Linked DNA regions of Homo sapiens: region 1 is linked to region 2. Evidence: chromatin loops called from intact Hi-C (ENCODE). Cell type or tissue: PC-3. All regions are shown on one strand.

Evidence for each region. A loop is a pair of places that touch in the nucleus more often than their neighbours do. Peaks named below come from ENCODE experiments on the same cell type or tissue, not always from the same donor. Only the 100,000 strongest peaks of a DNase experiment are listed, where the experiment ranks them.
Region 1: it touches region 2 in a loop (3-fold over the local background); 4 of 110 quality-filtered maps call a loop at or near these places.

Annotation. Positions count from the first base shown.
Region 1 is chr14:45,153,306-45,161,305 of GRCh38, forward strand. It overlaps FANCM (FA complementation group M), which reads left to right. Exons shown (of 23, transcript NM_020937.4): 6 at 615-747; 7 at 1,392-1,517; 8 at 2,068-2,154; 9 at 5,791-5,975. Among named protein-coding and RNA genes, the nearest start is that of FANCM, 21 kb to the left of the region's middle. In PC-3, no CTCF peak of the experiment used is centred here; no DNase peak of the experiment used is centred here.
Region 2 is chr14:45,264,849-45,272,848 of GRCh38, forward strand. It overlaps LOC107984674 (a long non-coding RNA gene), which reads left to right. Exons shown (of 4, transcript XR_001750746.2): 3 at 3,781-3,840; 4 at 4,523-4,861. Among named protein-coding and RNA genes, the nearest start is that of MIS18BP1, 16 kb to the left of the region's middle. In PC-3, a CTCF peak has its summit at 3,893 (motif pointing left); a DNase peak (open chromatin) is centred at 3,883.

The DNA of each region.
Region 1 (8,000 bases), 110 kb before region 2:
GAGCATAACATAGCTACCTGCTAGATACTAAGATTAAGTGAATTGTGCAAGTAATGTGCTTAGAATAGTTTCTGGGGCTCAGTGTCAGATATTTTCACAGGACGTATACTTGGTATTAAAGGTTGGCATTAAAACAGTCTGATTAAATATTTGTACTTTTGCCAGTAACATTCATGAGGATAGGCCATATCTAACTTATTTCCCATTTCCATTGTATCTAGCTCAGTGCTTGACAGGTAGTAGATGCTTACTATATAGTTTTGAAAGAACAAATATATCTATATACTGCCAATTAATTTACCTGTAAAGAAAAACAATATAATTTTTTTTTCCTTTACTTATTATTTTTAAAATGTAAGTTTCCTGTTTAATTAAAGAAAAAGAAATAAAGGGGCAGATTTTACATACAAAATACATTGGTACCTTTCCATAGCAACATCCTATAAGATGACATTTAATAACCAATCGGTTATAGCAGTGTAGAAGGGAATGATGATTATGATCATTTGGATTATATTATAAATGTTACACTGACTATGGCCTGACAACTTGGGCATGGAGCATGTATGTTCATTTATTTCTCTGGTTAAATTTGACATATGCTGTTTTTCTAGGGAATACAACAAGGCATAATCGAGGGAGAGTTTGCTATTTGTATTAGTTTATATCATGGTTATGAATTATTGCAGCAAATGGGAATGAGATCATTATATTTCTTCCTTTGTGGAATTATGGATGGAACTAAAGGTAAATTATATCAAATTATTTAAAGAAATAATGACATGTATTATTTTGGCTAAAGACATATTGAAGGGCTGGGCACAGTGGCTCATTTCTGTAATCCCAGCACTTTGGGAAGCCGAGGTGGGTGGATCACTTGAGGTCAGGAGTTCAAGACCAGCCTGGCCAACATGGTGAAACCCTGTCTCTAATAAAAATACAAAAATTAGCTGGGTATGATGGTGCACGCCTGTAATCCCAGCTACTCAGGAGACTGAGGCGGGAGAATCGCTTGAACCCGAGAGGCAGAGGTTGCCTTGAGTCAAGATCATGCTGCTGCACTTCAGCCTGGGCAACAGAGTGAGACTGTCTTAAAAAAAAAAAAAAAAAAGACATATTAAAGAGTTTGGATTACTTAAAAATGATTTATTTTAAAAAGCATTGGAATAATTAACAAATGGCCATGTTTCTTTGTTTTTAATAAATTCCTGGAGAAAAGGAAACCATTCATTAATACATATATGAATGTAGAACTGCAAAAAGTTTCTGGTTTTCATGTTTACACTTGAAAAACTTACATTCATTGCTAAAGTTTAATTTCTTTTTAATAAATAATACATTTTATCAGTTTTATTATTATTTATTTGAAAACCTTTTCTTAATTTCTGAAGGGATGACACGGTCAAAAAATGAACTTGGCCGAAATGAAGACTTCATGAAACTCTATAATCATCTAGAGTGTATGTTTGCACGTACACGTAGTACTTCAGCAAATGGTATTTCTGCTATCCAACAAGGTCTGGTTTTTCTTTTAAAATTATGTATTGTGTTGTGTTTCTTAATCACAGTTAATTTTGAAATTTTGCTCCTTTGATGCAAATGTCTACAATTATTTATATTTTGTAGCAACAGATCTGTTAAATGTGTAAATATTTCATTTTTTAAGATTAATATATATTCAAATTTAAAGTTTATATGCTTTAAACAATGTTTAAACTTCTTCAAACAAGTTTACAAACTTTAAACATATAACAGATGTTGGTAATTGTTAGTGGTAGTAAAAATTCTCAGAACTATCAAAACCTGATTTATAGTTAGATATGTATTTTTGCTTTCTTTGCTACTGATTCCTCTTTAGGTTCTCTCAGAATGAAATTTTTATGAAAGTTCAAAGTTCATTTTACAGTAAGACTTACGTGCTACCTAGATGTTACCTCTGGTTTAAGTTTTTTAAAAATTAAAAAAAAATCCAACATATGCATTGGAAAAGATAACTTTCATATACATTAGTGTAATTGAATATGGAAAAAAACAGAAAAAAATTTTGATATTTTTGTTTTGTTCCAGGAGATAAAAATAAAAAATTTGTTTATAGTCATCCAAAGTTAAAGAAATTAGAAGAAGTTGTAATTGAACACTTCAAGTCATGGAATGGTAGGTCATATTTAGTAGCTTTAAGGCAAGACAAAGTTATTGCAAGAGGTAAAACTTTACTTATGGCTGGGTGCAGTGGTTCACACCTGTAATCCCAGCACTTTGGGAGGCCGAGGATCACGGGAGGTCAGGAGTTCAAGACCAGCCTGACCAACATGGTAAAACCCCGTCTCTACTAAAAATGCAAAAATTAGCCAGGCATGGTGGCACATGCTTGTAATCCCAGCTACTTGGGAGGCTGAGGTAGGAGAATCGCTTGAACCTGGGAGGTGAAGGTTGCAGTGAGCCGAGATTGTGCCATTGCACTCCAGCCTGGGCTATAAGAGCAAAACTTGAAATAAATAATCTCGAAAATAAAACAAACAAAGAAAAACCTTCAACCTATTAGTTTATTCTAACATTTCTTATGGAGAAGGTGGGCTTTTAATTAACTCTGGATAATGAATACTAAAAAGCTGTGAGAAATTTTGGAAGGGCTAGGGCAAGGGTGGTGGTGGGAATGTTAAGAATAAGGTACTATATAAGTTAGCATGGGGTAATATAAGGGAAGTGGAGAGTAAAACAATATATAGTACCAGTAAAAGAGTAAAGTAGATTAGGAGAGAGAGAGTTATAGAGGAGTGCTGTTTTATATAGCATGGTTATAGAAGACTTCTCTGTAGAGGGATATTTAAAGTGATGATGGAGATAAGGGAGGAAGCCTTGTGAGTTTTGGAGGCTGGGGGAGAGATAATTCCAAGCAGTAAAAATAGCAGATTCAAAGGCCTTGAGGTGGCAGTAGGGTGCTTGGTGTGATTAAACAGACCAGTGTGGTTAGATTGAGGCTACAAGTATGACTGAGCCTACAAGTGGTATAGATGAGAGGTATGCAGATAATATCAGACTTTAGTTTTTAATTTCTGAATATTTGTGCTTTGCAAAACCAAACAGAGGTATTTGTAGCAGTGGAATGACATGACATTTTAAGGATCACTCTGGTAGTTTTGTGGAGCATAGACATTGATAACCTAGAAAAGTATTACGATAGTCTTGGATGATGACACATAATAGTGGTGTTCATCAAGGCAATAGTGGTCAAGGTGCTGGGAGATAGATTCTAGATATATGTTCAAATTGGAGCCAACTTATTTATTGTATTTGTTGATGGATTAGACGTATGGTATAAGAAAAAGGGAATTGGCCAGGTGCAGTGGCTCACACCTGTAATCCCAGCACTGTGAGAGGCCGAGGTGGGCAGATCACGAGGTCAAGAAATCAAAACCATCCTGGCCAACATGGTGAAACCCCGTCTCTACTAAAAATACAAAAATTAGCTGAGTGTGGTGGTATGTGCCTGTAGTCTCAGCTACTCGGGAGGCTGAGGCAGGAGAATCTCTTGAACCTGGGAGACGGAGGTTGCGGTAAGCCAAGATTGCGCCACTGCACTGCAGCCTGGCAAAAGAGTGAGACTCTGTCTCAAAAAAAAAAAAAAAAAAAAAAGGAAAAAAGGAATCATATGGCTGGGTATATACATTTATGTGTACATGTTTGCAAATGATTACATGAGCAAAGTGAAAAATGAAGAATAGAGATAAGTATGTGAGGTAATATGTATGTTAATTAGCTTGATTTAGCCATTTCACAATGTATATAGACATCTCAAAACATATTGTACAACATAAATATATACAACTTTTATTTGTCAATTAAAAAAAAGAATAACAAAAGAAAGAGCAAACATGTTAAGATGTTTTTGAGACACCTAAGTGTCAAGTAGGCATTAGATAACCAAATCTGGATCTCAGAAGAATGATTGCTGCTGTTTTTACATATTTACATATATGTGAATACATTTTGGAGTTATCAGCATAAAGGTAATATTTAAAGTTTCAGGAATAGATGTGATTATCAGGACAACAGTTTAGAGATATACAGAGGAGGGTCCAGAATGGAGTCCTGAAGAATATCAACAGTTAAGAGTTTGGAGGAAAAAAAGCTTGGGGAGGAAACTGGACAAGTAAAATGTTAGAGAAGCTGAAGAAAGAGACTATTTCAGAAGGAAAGAGGAAAGTGTGTTAAACTAAAAAGTGTCGATTGAACTTGGCAGTATGGAAGTTATTGATGATTTTGCTGAAAGGAGCTTTAGTGGAATGAGGGTAAAAAGGCAGGCTGTGACAGATTGAAGGAGATACAGGTTTTGTGATGAAAGTAGCAATTCATTCAGGAGCTGGTCACATACAGAGACTTGATGCTTGATGCAATGATGATTCAAAAGAAGTTTGTTTAGAATAATTTTACTTGGAACAGCTGCTTCTTCAAGTCCTACGTTTTGTTTTTGTATTGTAAATTAACTTTATATTTAATAAGTCATTTATTCCTTAGAGGAGTTGTGAAGATTAAATGAGTTAACATACATAAAATGCGTAGTGCGGTCCTTGGAACACATATGATGATTAAGATAATAAAAATCAGTAGAGGTTGGATGTCGTGGCTCATGCCTGTAATCCCAGCACTTTGGGAGGCTGAGGTGGGCAGATCTCTTCAGCCCAGGAGTTCGAGACCAGCCTTGGCAACATGGCAAAACCCCGTCTCTACAAAAAAATTTTAAAATGTAGCTGGGCATGGTGGCATGAGCCTGTAGTCCCAGCTACTCAGAGCATGAGGTGGGAGGATCACCTGAGCCCAAGAGGTCGAAGCTGTAGTGAGCCATGATGGTGCCACTGCATTCCAGCCTAGGTGACCAAACATGACCCTGTCTCAAAAATAAAAACAAACAACCAAAAACCCCACACAGTATGCAATAATTAGCCAATTACTATATGTGCAAAACTATATACTGTTTCATTTATACATCAATCCATATTAGATATGAAGAAACTAAAGCTTAAAGAGTTTAAATAACTACCATGATCACCAATCACCCAGAGAATTAAGTGCCCAGCCACAAAGATCATGTTCTTATTAGTGCATTCTACTGCCCGCCACCCCCCTACCTCACCCGCCCCCCAGCACAGACATATCGGGAGCAGCTTTGGAATTCACTGTAGGGTATGTTCTGCAGTTGTCTTTGGAGAATTTGAAAGTATAGTAGATTTGAGGACAGAATGCATGGCTTGGATTAAGACATTTCCTTTAGTGAACAGAAAGGAAAGGGAAGACTTATGAAATTAGGGGGAGCTGCATAGTTCTGTGCTTCTGGCCATCTTAGAAGGTAAAGGGAAATGATAGCCATTATGCCTGAGTTGAAGGACTAGTCAAAAGTGATTCAGATAATTCATATTTGATTTGTTTAGGATTTTATTTTATGACAGCCAATGGTAATAAGCTAAGATTATTAAAATTAATAGAGAATATAGTTTAAAAAATTTCAAGATGTTTGAAATTATTTATTTATTTGTATGTTTGTTTATTAGAGACTGGGTCTTGCTATGTTATGTTGCCCAGGCTGGTCTTGAACTCCTGGGCTCAAGCGATTTCCCCATCTCAGCCTCCCAAGTAGCTGGGACTATAGGTGTGTGCCACCACATCCAGCTGAATTATTTTTTTGAAAGAATTATCATTCGTTAGCATTAACACTTTCAGGTTTGTCTTTTGAACTATTTCTTGTCTAAATGCTTTGTAAAAAGTTGTAATTAAAGTTTTTATATATATATATAGCTGAAAACACTACTGAAAAGAAACGTGATGAGACCCGAGTTATGATCTTCTCTTCATTTCGAGATAGTGTTCAAGAAATTGCAGAAATGCTTTCACAGCATCAGCCAATTATTAGAGTAATGACTTTTGTCGGCCATGCCTCAGGGAAAAGCACGAAGGGTTTTACCCAGAAGGAGCAACTGGAGGTAATTATTTTTGGAATTGATAAAAATAAAAATAAGATTGATTAGCTTTGCACTTGTTCTTTTTTTGTTAGTTTTAACTCACTGGTCAATTAGCTACTTAAAAAGAATTTTACAGTAAACGTGTAGGTAAAAATAAGCATATTTTGAAAGATGATAACAAATGTTTTATGTGGTTTTGGAACTTTTTTTTTTTTAAAGTAATGTAAAGTGTAAAAGTTAAGCAGAAAAGCTGTGGAATTATATTAACTGGGTTGGAATCCTGACTCTACCACTTAAAAGTTTCTTTACTTCCTCTTCCTCAGTTTTCCTTATCTGTAAACATACATCATAGAGTTGTTGTAAGCATTGAAAGAGATCTTATTGTAGAGCCACCAATAAATGTTTATTAAGTCGCTTTAATAATTTATTCTAAACAAATAATTAGCCTCTTTTTATTTATTTAAAAATCTTATTTTAGAAGTGGGGTCAGAAGAAACCATGATAGTATTTAAGGTAGCCTTATGCTCTGAGTAAGAGGACATTCGGTTTTCTAAGTGCTGTGATGTTTTGAGGGAAATTTTACATTATTGATTTTTATAAAATCTATGCAGCTTTTTATAAATTAACTATGTAAGTCTATACTTGAGTAGTGACTGACAATTAGATATCTCTTTAATTTCTAATTAATTTTGACAGATCCTTTTTTGATTCTGCAGACGTTAGTAGATGAGGTTTTTTTTTTGTTTTTTTTTTTTTTTTTAGATGGAATCTTACTCTGTTGCCCAGGCTGGAGTGCAGTGGTGTGATCTTGGCTCACTGCAACCTCCGCCTCCCAGGTTCAAGCAATTCTCCTGCCTCAGCCTCCAGAGAGCTGGGATTACAGGCACCCACGCCTGGCTAATTTTTGTATTTTTAGTAGAGATGGGGTTTCATCATCTTGGCCAGGGTGGTCTCAAACTTCTGACGTCTGGTGATCCGCCCGCCTCAGCCTCCCAAAATGCTGATATTACAGGCATGAGCCACCTCGCCTGGCTGGGAGGTAGTCTTCTTCTTCTTTTCTTTTTTTTTTTTTTTTAATTTTGAAATGGAGTCTCTCTCTGTCGCCCAGGGTGGAGTACAGTGGCCCAATCTCGAGTCACTGAAACCTCCGCCTCCCGGGTTCAAGAGACTCTCCTGCCTCAGCCTCCTGAGTAGCTGGGACTACAGGTGCCCACCACCACGCCCAGCTAAGTTTTTTTGTATTTTTAGTAGAGACAGGGTTTCACCATGTTGGTCAGGTATTCTTTTTTTTTTTCTTTTTTTTGAGACGGAGTCTCGCTCTGTTGCCGAGGCTGGAGTGCAGTGGCACGATCTCAGCTCACTGCAAGCTCCGCCTCCCGGGTTCACGCCATTCTCCTGTCTCAGCCTCCCGAGTAGCTGGGACTACAGGTGCCCACCACGCCCAGCTAATTTTTTGTATTTTTAATAGAGACGGGGTTTCACCGTGTTACCCAGGACGGTCTCCATCTCCTGACCTCGTGATCCGCCCGCCTCGGCCTCCCAAAGTGCTGGGATTACAGGCGTGAGCCATGGTCAGGTATTCTTTAAATACCTTTTATACCTGCCCTCACTACACCGAGAAGCGTCTGTTTAAGCTGACTGGATATGGTGGGGAGTGCCTTCCTGAATCTGAAAATAATACTTTTGCCTATTATCAAGTCAGATTATACATATTTTTAAGGCATCTAGTGGGTGATTACTACTCTTAACATATATGTATGAATGAAAAATGAATTGGATTTTTGCTGTGGAGGTCAAGCATTTTCATTATTTGAAATACCTGCAGTACCCAATCCGATCTCTGATCAATTTCAGTATTACCTAAAGTCATTATTTCCTGAGCTTGTCAGGCACCGTAAGAACATTATTGATTTTACTGACTTTATCATTTACTCATTTATGTCAATAATATTTTAAAGTATGCCAAAGTAAAAACTTTTTTTATTACTCCTATATGTAATTGCTTTCATAACAGCTGTTTTATTTTGAAACGAGCTTGCAGGCAAA
Region 2 (8,000 bases):
AATTATTTTCCAGAGTGGCTGTACCATTTTGCATTCCTACCAGCAGCAGTATGTGAGTGATCCAGGTTGTTCACATTCTCACCAACATTTGAGTTTTAGAATGATCACTTTGACAGTGTGTGGAGAATTGATTAGAAGTGGATGGCATTCTAGATGAGAATTCTGTCTCAGAAATTTTTGTAGTTGTTATGGTGAGACATGATGAGGGCCTAACCCAAACTCTGAAAGTGGGGATGGGCAGATTGGAGAGAAGTTAAGGGAATGAGTTGACGGAATTAAATGATCAATTTGATGTAGGACTTGGAAGAGAGAAATTTTTAAAGAAAGCCTTCTTGTTTCTGATTTGGGCATTTTGGTGGATAATGGTACCATTTAGAGAAGTAGATAATACTGGAAGAAGGGTTTGTCGGGGGTTGAGAAGATATGTTTAGTTTTAGGCTTGATCATTTTGAATTTACTTTGTAATCCAAGAGGGACCGACCAGTAGGCAGCATGCTACATAGGTCTGAAAATAGCGTAGTCATTAAGGGAATGGATTTTAGAGTCATTTGAGACGGAGTCATTAAGGGATTCCAAATCTGAGTTCTTTCTCTTACTCTCTGTATATCTATTGGCTAGTTACTTTACCTCCATTTTCTCATTAAATGAGATGGAATCATTGTGAGGCTTAAATAAGGCAACATGTATAAAACACTTAGCACATGTTAGGTACTTAGTATATGGTAGTTGTTGTTATTATTATTACAGATATGCAATTTAGAAACATTATTTTTTCTCTAATGTCAAATGCTACCCAAAAGGCAAATGTAATAAAGGTTAAAGTATACTCTTTGGATTTAGCAATCATGGGGCCTTGGGGACAACAGGTTTGTAGGGCAGAAGCTTGGTTATGGTATCAGAGTATAATCAAGAGGTGAGTGCCTGGAGACAAACACAAAGATATTTGTTCCCCAAGAAATACGTAAAAGGAAGGAGAGAGAAAGAGGTTAGACCAGCTGGGACTAAGGAAATATTTGTGCTGAGATTATTTTTTTTCTTTGAGCAAAGATTAATGAATTGTTAGCCTTTTTTTTTTTTTTTTTTTTTTTTTTTTGAGACAGAGTCTCGCTCTGTTGCCTAGGCTAGAGTGCAGTGGCATGGTCTCAGCTCACTGCAACCTCCGCCTCCTGGGTTCAAGTGATTCTTCTGCCTTAGCCTCCTGCGTAGCTGGGATTACAGGTGCCTGCCACCACACCAGGCTAATTTTTCGTATTTTTAGTAGAGACGGGGTTTCACCACGTTGGTCAGGCTGGTCTCGAACGCCTGACCTAGTGATCCGTCTGCCTCAGCCTCCCAAAGTGCTGGGATTACAGGAGTGAGCCACTGTGCTCGGCCAGCCTTTACAAATGGAGGGAGATTTCTTTTAGAATGACTAGCTGGGAGGAACTATTGGTAGAGATGCACATGAGTTTTGTTTGTTTGTTTATTTGTTTGAGATGGAGTCTCACTCTGTCACCAGGGCTAGAGTGCAGTGGCACGATCTCAGCTCACTGCAACCTCCACCTCCCAGGTTCCAGTGATTATCCTGCCTCAGTCTCCTGATTAGCTGGGATTATAGGCACCTGCCACTGTGCCTGGCTAATTTCTTATATTTTTAGTAGAAACGGGTTTCATCATTTTGGCCAGGCTGGTCTCAAACTCCTGACCTCGTGATTCGCCCTCCTTGGCCTCCCAAAGTGCTGGGATTACAGGCTTGAGCCACTGCGCCCGGCCTACACATGAGTTTTTTAGGTAAGGATCGTCTTCATGTTAAACTCTTCTCCATGGCCTATATTTTTGTCACTGATGTAAGGAAGAGAGATCATTGGCTAAAATTAAGTTAGCAGATATTGAAATGTTTAATCCTCACAATGATTGCTTGGTGAAAAGAGTATTTAAATTTTGGAACAGCTGTTGTTAGAAAATGGGAGAGAACTGTCTTGAGAGAAACAGAAAGATTGCTATAGTATATTGAGAATCGAGCTAAAGTTGGAGTTGGGATTTGTAGTTGCACCAGTTTACAGGATTGATTGTTTTTATTTCTAATAAATTTTGTAAGGGAAAATATTAATCCAGGCCTAGAGTTATTTTGGAATGGATATAGCAGAATGAAAAGAATACAGAGGAGTTATAAAAATATAGTTAGGTGAGTGGTTCAAATGATAGACTTTTTAAAAAAATTTTTGGATGAATGGTAATAAAAATAAAGGCAAGAGAAGGCTATTAGGAATATTATTACAGAAGGATCAAGAGACAAGAGGTCTTGAGGGGCTTGAAGACAGTAATAATTAATCAAATAGAACTGGAAGGTTTAGAGATAGCCATGTGACATATTAGAGTATAAATGATTCAGAGATATGGCCCATTCCTAGACAGCTTGAAAGTTGATGAAATAGTTATTTATAGTTCAATTACATGTGAGCTGAGGTTGGGGTGATATGGGAGGCCTGGTGGTATTAATAGTAACTATGTCTGTAATGCCTATTATAACTAGTATTTTGGTTACAACTAAAAGTGAAGTGGGCTGGGGAGGTGGGGGCATCTATGATTTATATCATGTGACTTTATAAAGTGTATTGTGTTTTCCCATTTAAGTTCATACTAATAGGTACAAAAGGCATACTGAAGCTAGCTTGAATTCAAAGAAATGGAATTCTTTTATTAAAGAGTCTCAAATTATTAGGAGATACATAGGAGATGGCTTGATTTTCCCAGTTCCTACTTTTGAGTGTGGTATGTCAAATCTCTCTCTCTCTCTCTAAGTAGTGGCTACTTTGAAAATATATTGGCCTACTCTGCCCCTGCAGATTCCTGCCTCTCAAAGAAATCTCAATATTATATCCCCTTCCCAATCTTGGGGGAAATACTGTAAGTCTCTCTCTACTCCTGCTGCTTCCATCTCCTCTCCATGCTGAGATGACTCCTAGGACATATAATTTTGGGGAAGAAGGAATGAGATGCTAACACTGACATGGTTTTTTTCTTGCTAACTCATCTAGCTTCACAGTGAGTGACTCAACTGCAGTGTTTGTGGGGGTATTTATTATAGGCCAAGAGGGCAGAATGCCCATGTCTAATCTAATATTTGACCTGGGGATAATATCTGGGCCTCTTCAACAACCACCTGGGGTGAGGCCTGAGGTCATGCCTGGTGATACATAAACCTGCTAGTGTTTTTGTTCTTGTTTCTGATTGTTATGCCAATTGACCTAACTTCTGGATCACCTTTCATACTTTGTAGTTTTATTTTTTTTATTTTTGAGACAGAGTCTCACTCTTACCCAGGCTGGAGTGCAGTGGCATGATCTCAGGTCATTGGAACTTCTGCCTCCCGGGTTCAAGTGATTCTCCTGCCTGAGCCTCCCGAGTAGCTGGGATTACAGGTGCCCTCCACCACACCTGGCTAATTTTTTTTTTTTTGTATTTTTAGTAGAGACAGGGTTTCACCATGTTGGCCAGGCTGGTCTCGAACTCCTCACCTCAAGTGATCTGCCTGCCTCAGCCTCCCAAAGTGCTGGGGTTACAGGTGTGAGCCACCGCACTGGCCAACCTTGTGGTTTATGTTGAAGTTGTCTGCTTATGTGACACCTGCTATCCCACAGCCCTTGATGTCCAATTTAAACAGGCACCTGCTTGACTCTCTAGTCAGCTCATCACGTGCCATATTACCAGCTCCTAGAGCATACTGTATAGTCTGTATAATTTGTTTTAGAATATTCTAAATGTCTCTTTTCAGTAATTTTTTTTTTTTTTTTTTGCCAGTGAACAGCCCTTCCTTGCTAACAAAAACAAACAGTTAAGCGATGGCTTTGATGCACTGAGGTAGGTTCTGACTAGGGCTCTCCTGCAGCTTAGCTCTGATGCCATCTTGTGGTCAAATGGGTATCTACACAGGGAGCCTTTTATTCTGGTTTTGGCTGTTGCCCACTACCATGCTAAGATCAAAGGCAGATTTGCTCTGTTTTTGTTTGTTTGTTTGTTTACGTTTTTCTTTTGCTGTGGATTTGTATTTTGTTTCCCTCATTGGGGGAGGGGAAAACTCAGAGTTCAATGCCCTCTACACTGACCAGTGGGTTGAAGGGAAGCTCTTTCCTTGCACCTCAGGGACAATTTCACCCACATTTCCCACAGCTATTTCCAGCTCAGCATTTTCAGAATAGAACTCTTTATCATTGTTCCCGCCTCACCCCCTTCCTTCCGCCAGTGAATCTCATTCTTAAATTCTGTCATCTTCTACACTTTATCTCAGTGAAAGGCTGTTTATCCATTGCTAAGTAAGAGGCCCAAGAGCCAATCGGGACTGTTTCCCCCCTATTCCCTCATTCACCTATTCTGCCTCCCAATAGCTGCTAATTTTTTGTCCATTTCCTCCATTCCTTCACCACAGTCTGAATCATGGCCTTCAATATTTCTCACTGAAACCATTGCAGTTGTTTGTCTCTGTCATGTCTTTATGTCTTCCATCTTCTAGCCTTGCCTACATTTTCCTTCATTTTTATTCCAGCATTGATTGAAACTGAAACTTGAAATCCTTCAGTGCCTCTGCAGAGCCTACGGTGTAAACTCCAAGATCCTTGATATGAGTTACAAGATGCTCTTTTGAGTTGGCATTTGTCTCTTCTGGGCCTACTCTCCATTCACTCCCCACCTCACATGTAACACCTAGTAGCACTTAGTTCCTGGAACACAATTAACTGCTTCATGCCTATGGGCATTTGTTCATGCTTTTCCCTTTTGATTAGAAATAAACCTCTGTAGGCCTTTCTCTTGGGCTTGTTCAGGTGGTCCAGTAGAAGCATCCTGCAAAATTGCCAGAGGGTATGTGACTTTGTGGGCCTATAAGAAACAGATGGATCTGGCCGGGCACAGTGGCTCACGCCTGTAATCCCAGCACTTTGGGAGACTGAGGTGGGCAGATCACCTGAGGTCAGGAGTTCAAGATCAGCCTGGGCAAAACGGTGAAACCCCATCTCTACTAAAAATACAAAATTAGCTGGGCGTGGTGGCATATGCCTGTAATCCCAGCTACTCGGGAGGCTGAGGCAGGAGAATTGCTTGAACCTGGGAGGCACAGGATGTGGTGAGCCGAGATCATGCCATTGCACTCCAGCCTGGACAACGAGCAAATCTCCATCTCAAAAAAAAAAAAAAAAGAAAAAAGAAAAAAAGAAACAGATGGATCACTCAAAGGGGAAATTGCAAAGAGCAATGAAAGGATTCCTTGAAAAGAGTTTAATGAGGGAAACATTACTAAACCTTCACAAACAGGAACAATCAAGAGGTGGTAAACACTCCAGGACTAAAAACAGCTGAAAGCCATTACCTCTCCTAGGCCTAACAGTATACTGGAACTTGGAATGATCTGTAGTTGTGTGTGAGAGGGCGTCCAACAGTTGCTGTATCTGAAAGTAGAGAAGTGCAGTCACTGCCAAAAATTGCAAGGGAAGGGGAGAAAGAGAATAAAAGCTCAACCCATCTCTCCTTTTACCCTGCAATCTTATGCTGGTGGCTCTCATTGGCTGAGTCCAAATGCAAGCCAGAGGCTAAGGGAGCCTAGCTGATACAGTCCACAGAAGTCAATTTCTCAGAGCCAGGGAGAGAATGGCAGAGAAAGGACCAGGAGAGGCAAACAGAGTATAAATCTGTTAACTGGTGTTCTGTGAGACAAACTGGGGAAGAGGGTTAGGGGTGTCACCTTTTAGTATAAAGACTTTCAATTAATCACCTCTTAATTAATCAGCTGCAAAAGGTGTCCCCAAATTTTGGGCTAAGGAAAGAGGACTGAGAAATGATTTTTTTTTTTTTAAATACAGACTTTCAACCATTTCTTCTGTTTTAAGCTCAACTCTACACTTTGCCTTCAGATGTATCTGGAGCCTCCAATTCCTGAAACTTTCTGGGATTTGCAAAACAAATCAGCTTATTTATTAGCTTACTTGCTCCTAAAAGTGAGATCTATGATATCTCTTTTCGATTAGGTCAGTTTTCACAAAAATATTTCATTAGAGACACATTTACTATCATGGTCAGGAAACAAATATACGCTCTGCTTTAGAGGGAGACTCAACTTTTTATCTTCTAAGATTGTTTTCCATACAAACATCCTTGAAAAGATAGTCTGGAACAAAAGCTGTCAGTGCCTCTTCATGAGACATACAGAAACACAAAAGATCACTGGAGAATTGTCTCTCAACATTATGGAGGAGAGACACAGTCAACTCATGGACTGGCCCTTTTTAAAAAGAAGAATAGCATTCTAAATTTCTAGTTGATGGAGATACCATATCCCTGACTTCAGAAACAGATAGTGAAGTATGCATTATTTTCTAACTCCTTTTCAGGCAATCTGTGTTTCATGAAGCAGAGTGTAAGTGCTTTTCACAGAAAAATTCCATCTGTCTTATACTAAGTATTGTTTATCCCAGATCCAGCATTGAAATATCTATTAGTCTTAGTTTTTGGTCTTGATGTGAGTTTTCACCTTTTTTAGTGGCTTCAAGGGTGTTTAATGCAATGTTGGGAAAAGGTACATAGAAAGAATGTGTAAAGGTTAGCAAAACCCTTTCTCTTTCTGTGTGGACAAAATTTACCTTGGATTAACTTTCTAATTATATTTCCCTAGAAACCTGTAAATGGCAGAATGTGAACTGTGTAACTAGCAATGTTGTTTATAGTAAAAATAATCCTGATTGATAAATTTACCTTGACTAGTTGTGAAGAACTACAAATTCCTGGTGTGAAGCCAAAACTTTGGGCTTTCCTAAATAACTCAATGTCTTTTGTGGGGACCAGGAAGTTATGCCCATGAATGTTGGTTCTTATCTGGAATATGGAGCATCTTATCCAAGATGATGATTGCACATGCCCATAAAGATCTCATTCTCTTCCACTTGAGCTATTATATGGGAGTGGTCAATGAAGACAAGCCTCTGGACTTGTGGATTGCTTTGAGAACCTATATAGTGAGACCTATTCACCTATTCTAGTCTTGTGATTCCAAATGTCTAGATAGACTCAGGGATGAGCAACAGGAGCAACGCTGAACATTAAAAAAAAATTTTTTTTTAAAGCAGTTTTAGGTTCACAGCAAAATTGAGAGGAAAGTACAGAGATTACCCATATGCCCCCTGTCCCCACACATGCATAGTGTCTCCCATTATCAGCATCCCCCACTGGGGGTGCTGATATGCTAAAGTCTGATATGCTGAAGTCTGCAGGTGGTGACATGCTGAAGTCGGCTGTTAGAGTACATGGTCCAAGCTATTTGGAGGTGTCGAAGTATCCCCACATCATGGCTTCTTCTTTTTTTTTTTTTTTTAAATCCCAAGTCTCTTACACTTCTGTATCCATTCCATGGGACATAGGTGGATCCTGTGCATTTTGAAAAGGACTGGCCATAGGGAAGAGGTGTGTTCCAGGGGTGTTGTTCCAAGCTTATTTATCCACAGCCGCCTGCAGTTGCTATTGCATCATTTTTTTGGTGCCATTTTGGAAGTAGTCATATGCAGGACTTTTTTGGGGGCATATGAATAGAAATGTATCTCAACATATTTTTTTTTGGACTTCCGTGTATTTTCTTTTATGAATATAAAAACATTCTAAGAATGGATCTATATGTTTTTATCAGACTTCCAAAGGTGGTCCATGGCGCAAAAAAAAAAAAAATGTGAGAATTCTTGTTTTCAGCCTTCTTCTAATATATGTTAGTCTCAATATTCTTGAGTTTCCCATACCTATCTGGATGTTTCTAAACTCACTCAAGGTTTGAACAGAAGTACGGGGGCATAGGGAGAGAGAGAGATGAGAATCCAAGTAACTGACTTCTTGGCTTTAGCTTTTTCTTCTTTTTTTTTCTTTTATAACACTTTAACCTGGAAGGGATTGACTTTCTGCTTCTGTGTTAGCAATTCTTAACCCACTTGGTTTCATGACTCCTTTATACTCATAAAAATTTTCGAGGACCCTAAATAAATTTGATTTGT